Linked DNA regions of Homo sapiens: region 1 is linked to region 2. Evidence: read pairs that join two places in POLR2A ChIA-PET (ENCODE). Cell type or tissue: Panc1. All regions are shown on one strand.

The links. ChIA-PET counts read pairs that join two places held together with the same protein. Peaks named below come from ENCODE experiments on the same cell type or tissue, not always from the same donor. Only the 100,000 strongest peaks of a DNase experiment are listed, where the experiment ranks them.
Region 1: POLR2A ChIA-PET joins it to region 2 with 13 read pairs; 14 of 35 experiments call an interaction of 5 or more read pairs at or near these places.

The regions. Positions count from the first base shown.
Region 1 is chr19:48,205,460-48,209,459 of GRCh38, reverse strand. CARD8 (caspase recruitment domain family member 8) reads left to right here. Exons shown (of 14, transcript NM_001184900.3): 14 at 1-1,374. LOC124904734 (a long non-coding RNA gene) reads right to left here. Exons shown (of 2, transcript XR_007067282.1): 2 at 2,185-2,275. Among named protein-coding and RNA genes, the nearest start is that of ZSWIM9, 37 kb to the right of the region's middle. In Panc1, no CTCF peak of the experiment used is centred here; no DNase peak of the experiment used is centred here.
Region 2 is chr19:48,271,028-48,275,027 of GRCh38, reverse strand. ZNF114 (zinc finger protein 114) reads right to left here. Exons shown (of 6, transcript NM_153608.4): 2 at 3,579-3,783; 3 at 3,200-3,301. It overlaps ZNF114-AS1 (ZNF114 antisense RNA 1), which reads left to right and starts at 3,196. Exons shown (of 3, transcript XR_936008.4): 1 at 3,196-3,412. RefSeq lists enhancers at 2,694-3,199, 3,200-3,706. In Panc1, a CTCF peak has its summit at 3,721; no DNase peak of the experiment used is centred here; H3K4me3 peaks cover 1,152 bases; H3K27ac peaks cover 844 bases.

The sequences.
Region 1 (4,000 bases), 66 kb after region 2:
CTGTGTCGTCCCACTGAGTGCATTCACCACCTTTTAAATTTTGGTCACTGTATGTATCAGTTCTAAAATTTCCATTTTGTTCTCTATATTTTAAATTTCTTGCCTTATATTCTATTTTCCTGCAAATGTGTCAGCATTTGCTTGTTTGAGCTTTTTTTTTTTCAAGACAGGGTCTCAACTCTGTTACCCAGGCTGGAGTGCAGTGGTGCGATCTCAGCTCACTGCAACCTCTGCCTCCTGGTTCAAGCGATTATTGTGCCTCAGCCTCCAGAGTAGCTGGGATTACAGGCATGCACCACCACAGCCCAGCTAATTTTTTGTATTTTTAGTAGAGACAGAGTTTTGCTATGTTGGCCAGGCTGGTTTTGAACTCCTGGCCTCAAGTGATCCACCCACCTCAGCCTCCCAAAGTGCTGGGATTACAGGCCACTACACCTGGCACATTTGAGTATTTTTTTTTTTTTTTTTTTTTTTTTGAGATGGAGTCTCGCTCTGTCATCTAGGCTGGAGTGCAGTGGTGTGATCTCAGCTCACTGCAGCCTCTGTCTCCCGGGCTCAAGCGATTCTCTTGCCTCAGCCTCCTGAGTAGCTAGGACTACAGGTGCATGCCAACACGCCCGGCTAATTTTTTTTTAAAAATATTTTTAGTAGAGACAGGGTTTCACCATTTTGGCCAGGATGGTCTTGATCTCCTGACCTCATGATCCACCCGCCTCGGCCTTCCAAAGTGCTGGGATTACAGGCATGAGCCACCGTGCCTGGCCTCATTTGAGTATTTTTATAATGTCTCTTTTAAAGTCTTTGTCAGATAATTTCACTGTACATGTTATTCAGTGTTTGGTGTCCACTGAGTTGTCATTTGCCAGACAAGTGGAGATTTTTGCAGCTCATCCTTGTATTCTCAGTAGTTCCGATATGTACCCTCGAAATGTGAATGTTATCTTATGAGACTCTGTTTTATTTGTATCCAACAGAAGATGTTTATTATTTATTTGGCTTTCTGTGAACTGAGGTCTTAATATCAGCTCATTTTAAAAGTCTTTGCAGTGGTATTCGGATCTATCCTGTGTGTGCCTATGAGATTGGGTGCAGTGTATCCTGTTAGCTCCATTCTCAGGGCGTTTGAATGTGAATTAGGACCAGCGCAATGAATGCTCAAGTTGGGGTTGGGCGTTAGAATTCATAAAAGTCTTTATATGCTCAGATTCTGCAGCTCCATCCTCTTCATGATTGTGATCGTAAGGACAGTGGAATTTTGCAGTTGTCTATACCTTATCTTGAAGTAGAACTAAATTGTTACATTTGAAGAATGTACTTCATAAATTTACAAAAATAAAAAAATAGGTTAATGTTATTAAAACAAAAAGGCACACATTTTTAGAAGTTAAATTGATTTATTTGAGGATGCTAAATTAAAAATAGAAGGCCGGATGCAGTGGCTCACGCCTGTAATCCCAACACTTTGGGAGGCCGAGGTGGGTGAATCAGATGAGGCCAGGAGCTCGAGACCAGCCTGGCCAACATGGTGAAACCCCGTCTCTACTAAAATTACAAAAATTAGCCGGGCATGGTGGTGCATGTCTGTAATCCCAGCTGCTCGGGAGGCTAAGGCATGAGAATCACTTGAGCCTGGGAGGCAGGGGTTGCAGTGAGCCAAGATCACACCACTGCACTCCAGCCTGGCTGACAGAGTCTCATTCTGTCTCAAAAAAAAAAAAAAAAAAACAGAAAAACAACAATAAAAAAGAAGAAGTTCATTAGAATGAAGCTACTAAGAAGAAGATGTAAATATCAGGTGATATTTATAATACATAAAAATGATTCAACATGAGTAAACAAACAGAAAACTCCTTGTGAAAAATGGGCAAACGTTATGAGTAAAATGTTACAGTTTGTAAATCGCAATGGACAATGAACAAAAGTAGAATTTCATACGTCTAGTTATCAGAAACCTCATTAAAAGCCATAAAAATACTACATTTTATATTCATCAAACTTCCATTTATTAAGAAGTCAGTAATGCCTACTACTGGTGAGTATATGGAGCACAAATGTAAGTTCTGCTGTTGGTTAGGTAATGCTTGATTTTGGAAATTAATCTGAAGTTACACAGTGAAGTTAAAGGTATGTATACTACCTTATCCTGCTCAGGTTGCCATAACAAAATACCATGGACTCAGTGGCTTAAAGAGTAAAATTTTATTTCTTACAGTTCTCAGGCTGGGAAGTCCTAGATAAATATTTGGCCAATTCAGCATGGTTTTTTTTTTCTTTTCTTTTCTTTTTTTTTTTTTGAGACAGAGTCTCTCTGTCGCCCAGGTTGGAGTGCAGTGGCGTGATCTCGGCCCACTGCAACCTCCGCCTCCCGGGTTCAAGTGATTCTCCTGCCTCAGCCTCCTGAGTAGCTGGGATTACAGGTGCCCACCACCACGCCCAGCTAATTTTTGTATTTTTAGTAGAACAGAGAGGAGAAGGTTAGGGGTGAGTCAGAGGAAGTACGAGAGCAATCGCTAAGAGATAAGGTCGAACTTTAGGAGCCAGGAAAGCCTCCACACTTGTCACCCCACACATCAGGGCTGTCCAACAGAACTTTCTGCAGTGATGGTGTTACCCTATGGAAGGTCCTGACTGTGAGTTGTTAGGGTTCTTGGTGTGTGGAACAAAGAATTGAACAAAATGCACAAACAAAGCAACAAAAGAGCGGAGTAACGAAAGCACAGATTTATGGAAGTGAAAGTACACTCCAGAGTCGGAGTGGGCTTGAGCAAGTAGCTCAAGAGCCCCTGACTGCAGTGCTCTTTAGAGTTTTCATTAAGCTAAAAGAATTTGGTAACACCCCTAGGTGCCCTTTAGAGGCCTCCAGTTGGTTACACCCTATGAAGGATTGGCCCGTGACCAATCAAGAGGCTGAAGTGGAGACTTCTGTCTTGTTATCACAGGAGTGAGGATGTGGCCTGGATGCTGCCCAATCTTGCCTAGAACTGGCTGCACCTGCTTGTGCCTTAACCCTTGGTTACCCTAAATCCCTGTTATCCAGACTCATTGGGACTGCTCTAGATCTTCACTATCCAATACGGTAGGCGCTTCCTGAAATGTGCTGAGTTTTATTTCATTATAATTAATGTAATGCACCCACATGTGGCTAGCTGCTACTGTTCTATTGAAATGCAACTATACAACTTCCCATAATGTTTCAAAACACCAAACTCTTCTGTAACTCCCCCAGTCTCCCAAAACATCTTATAAAAATCCTAGAACAACTGGCTGGGGGCGATGGCTCACGGCTGTAATCCCAGCACTCTGGGAGGCTGAGGCGGGTGGATCACTTGAGGTTAGGAGTTCGAGACCAGCCTGGCCAACGTGGTGAAACCTCGTCTCTACTGAAAATACAAAAATTAGCCAGGCATGGTGGCGCACACCCGTAATCCCAGCTACTTGGGAGGCTGAGGCAGGAGAATTGCTTGAACTCAGAAGGTGGAGGTTGCAGTGAGCCAAAATTGCACCACTGCACTCCAGCCTGGGTGACAGAGTGAGACTCTGTCTCAAAAAATAAAAATAAAAATCCTATAACAACTGCACAATGCTCAAACGGCCCAATTCCCTACCTTTCCTTTTATACCTTACTACTACTCTCTTGTTGCTCCCATCATGCCTCACTCCCTACTCACATTTCCCAGACGGAGGTTACATGTGATATGGCAGCTGAGAGCCCAGACTCTGGGGCCCGATTGTGTGGGTCCAAATTCTGGTTCTAACACCTCTGGCCAAGTTATTTAACCTCTCTGTGGTGCAGTTTCCTCATCTGTAAAATGGGGGTGTGACAGTAACGCTACCTCATAGGAATGTTGGGATGCCTCAACAGCACTCATGTAAAGCAGAGATGGGTACAAGTAGCTTTATTATATATTATCTGTTTAACAATTGTATATGGGCCAGGCGCAGTGGCTCACGCCTATAATCCCAGCACTTTGGGAGACTGAGGTGGGTGAATCTCTTGAGG
Region 2 (4,000 bases):
TGGGATCACAGGCGTGAGTCACCGTGCCTGGCCAGGTCTAACTTTCAACGACACAAGGAACAACCACACAAATGCACAGGCGTGGACGTTCTGCCATTCTGACTACCCAGGGACTCCAACTAGTAAATGTCATGAACAAAGGGAGGCAAGTTCGAGGGTGTGAGCCCTGGAAGAGAAACGCACACAATGTGTTTGCATCCTGCCTAAAGAAACATAACTCTAGGCCAGGCGTGGTGGCTCACGCCTGTAATCCCAGCACTTTGGGAGGCCGAGGCGGGCAGATCACCTGAGGTTGGGAGTTCGAGGTCAGCCTGACCAACATGGAGAAACCCCATCACTACTAAAAATGCAAAATTAGCCCGGCATGGTGGCACATGCCTGTAATCCCAGCTACTAGAGAGGTTGAGGCAGGAGAATTACTTGAACCTGGAAGGCAGAGGTTGCGGTGAGACGAGATTGCACCACTGCACTCCAGCCTGGATAACAAGAGAAAAACTCTGTCTCAAAAAAAAAAAAAAAAATATATATATATATATATATATATAAAAGTTTTTTTCTATTAAAACAAAACAAAAACAAACCCCCAAAACTCTTCCTGCTCCAAATGTGACATCTGATGACCGTTTAATGACTGTGGTCAACTTAAATAGTATAAGATGAGTCATTTGTTCATAAAATGTTAGAATGCCATAAAATCTACAACTTACATGATATTTGGAAGAAACTTGATGGCAAGTTCCCTCAATTTGAGGACAAATCTAAACGTTTACATGACACTGTCAGCAATGAATTGCGGACTCAAAACTTTTCTAAACCATTAATAATTTAAAAATTAAATTAATCATATGAGAAAAAGCTGAATTTATATATAGACACTCACACATAAATATATGTGTGTATATATTTATATATATGTGTGTGTGTATGCATTTATATATATACATGTATAAAAATATATATACATATATATTGGCCAGGCACGGTGGCTCACGCCTGTAATCCCAGCACCTTGGGAGGCCGAGGTGGGCGGATCACGAGGTCAAGAGATCAAGATCATCCCGGCTAACACGGTGAAACCCCGTCTCTACTAAAAATACAAAAAATTAGCCGGGCGTGGTGGCGGGCGCCTGTAGTCCCAGCTACTCGGGAGCCTGAGGCAGGAGAATGGCGAGAACCCGGGAGGAGGAGCTTGCAGTGAGCCGAGATAACGCCACTGCACTCCAGCCTGGGCGACAGAGCGAGACTCCGTCTCAAAAAAAAAAAAAAAAAAGAAAAGCCCCACTGTTGCCTGGGGGATCCAAGTCACTTTGACACAGAAGCAAGCCTGTGCAACTCAGGGGCTGAGCTGTAAATAAGAGTTTTTGAGACACAACATTCCACGTCTATCTTGACCTTATAGTTCCCAAGGAAACAGCCACACCTGATGATAACCCCATTACACGCATCTCAGCTGTAAGCCTACCTAAGAAGATAAAACCGCCTATTTCAATTTAAGTTTCCCTGAATTCCGTCCTTTCCCCAATACAATTGGAGCGCCGGTTCTGACCCTAGTAACCTCAGACACATCAGCTCAGGACAGTAGTTTAAAAAAAAAAAAAACAGAAAAGAAAAGAAAAAGAAAAACAACGCATCATTGTGAGTCAGCTCAGGTGAGCAGGCTGAGGTTGGCTTTTGCCTGATTGTCCATGACGAAGATATACCTGGCTGATGAAACACATTCCCACCTTTGCCCTGAGTTCCAGTAAATCAGACCTCACCGGAGCGGATTAGTGATAAAAATGCATCTTGTTCCGACCGTGGGGTTTGATCCTGACACCTTCACACCACTCTCCTTGCAGCTTGTCCTTTTTATATATTTCCTCTGCTGAGGTCTCAGTTCCCATAAAAGACCATGTTCAGCACACGGAACTCAAACCCTCAAAGCTCTTTATCTGGCCAGGCGCTGTGGCTCACGCCTGTAATCCCAGCCCTTTGGGAGGCCGAGGCGGGCAGATCACGAGGTCAGGAGCTCGAGACCATCCTGGCTAACGCGGTGAAACCCCGTCTCTACTAAAAATACAAAAAATTAGCCGGGCGCGGTGGCGGGCGCCTGTAGTCCCAGCTACTTGAGAGGCTGAGGCAGGAGAATGGCGTGAACCCGGGAGGCGGAGCTTGCAGTGAGCAGAGATCGCGCCACAGCGCTCCAGCCTGGGTGACAGAGCGAGACTCCCTCTCAAAAAAAAAAAAAAAAAAAAAGCTCTTTCTCGTAAGAAACCAGTGCATCCTGCACGTCTGGCCCTGCCCAGGACTTTTCAGTTCACCCTCATCACAACAGGCTCCAATCCAATACTTTTTTTTTTTTTTTTTTTTTTTTTGAGAGAGAGTCTTGCTCTGTCGCCCAGGCTAGAGTGCAGTGGCACGATCTCGGCTCACTGCAACCTTCACCTCCCAGGTAGAAGCGATTCTCCTGCCTCAGCCTCCCAAGTAGCTAGGATTACAGGCGCTCGGCTCACTGCAATCTCCACCTCCCAGGTTCAAGCGATTCTCCTGCCTCAGCCTCCCGTGTAGCTAGGATCACAGGCGCCCGCCACCATGCCCGGCTAATTATTATTATTATTATTATTTATTTTTTTTTTTGAGACAGAGTCTCCCTCTGTCGCCCAGGCTGGAGTGCAATGGCTCGATTTCGGCTCACTGCAACCTCCACCTCCCGGGTTCAAGCGATTCTACTGCCTCAGCCTCCTGAGTAGCTGGGATTACAGGCGCATGCCACCACGGCCAGCTAATTTTGGTATTTTTAGTGGAGATGGGGGTTTCACCATGTTGGCCAGGCTGGTCTCGAACTCCTGACCTCAGGTGATCCGCCCACCTCGGCCTTCGAAAATGCTGGGATTACAGGCGTGAGCCACCGCGCCCGGCCAGCTCCAATACTTTCATGGATGCAAAGAACACAACCCCTGCAACCGCTGCATGCGGGCATCTCTGCTGCCCAAGCCCGGGGACAGGCGCTTTCGCAACGCTGCAGCACGGTATGGGGGAAGCGCCCTTCTCCCTGGGCCAAGGTGAAGGGCGCGCTCGGGGTCTGAACACGTGGGTCATTCGTGCCTTCCCCTTTCCTCCCGGAAGGGTAGAGACAATGAGGCTTTTGCAGACAGCAACTCTCAAGTCCCTGGGCCCCGGCCCGGTCCCGCCCTTAGTACGGACACTCAGGCACACTTACTCTTCCACTAGCTCCGGCTTCCAGATGTCTCTGTCGGTGGCGCAGCCCAAAAGCGCGCGCAGCCCAGGAGCGTCTCGGAGCTGCACCAGGATGGGGATCAAACTGTTGAAATAAATCAACCTAACGAGGCCGCCAGGAAGGACCGACTACAGAGATTCGTCCTGCCCAGACATTTTGTACTCGCTTCTTGACCCCTTCCTCAAAATGGACGGTGTAAGGGACCAGGGGGAGGAGAGGGGAGCCGAGCAGGCAGGGGATCCCAGCGCCCGCACTCCTGCCTGCCCACCCCCGTCCCACCCCCCGCCCCCGGGACCCGATCGACCCGACCCCAGAGTCTGACCCCCACGACCAGTAGATTGACATTTCCTGTAGAACTTACTCCCCAGGCACTCCTGATCCAAGCAGGAAACCCCAGCCTTGGGTCCTCGCTGTCGCCTCCGCCCGCGCCACCGTTCCTAGGCTCTCCAGCTGGGAAGCGCGCTCTCTGCGCAGCCAACGCGCCTCCTTGCGGGCTCCGGAGACTCCGGCCGCTTGCTGGCTTCCTGCATTTCCCAAGGAAAGAAGGCTTTTTTTTCCCCTCAGTACTGTAAAAGGGCGGAAACAGACAGGTTGGGGAGTCTCCAGTTTCTCTCTTGTCCCCATTTTTATGTTTTTGCTACCACTCCCCCCCATCCGTTGACTAGCGGCTAAACCGCAAGGCTCCCGTCGCCTACCCTTGAAATGATTTTTTTCTTCCTTCCTTCCTTTCTTTTCTTTCTTTCTTTTTTTTTTTTGAGACGGAGTCTCGCTCTGTCGCCCAGG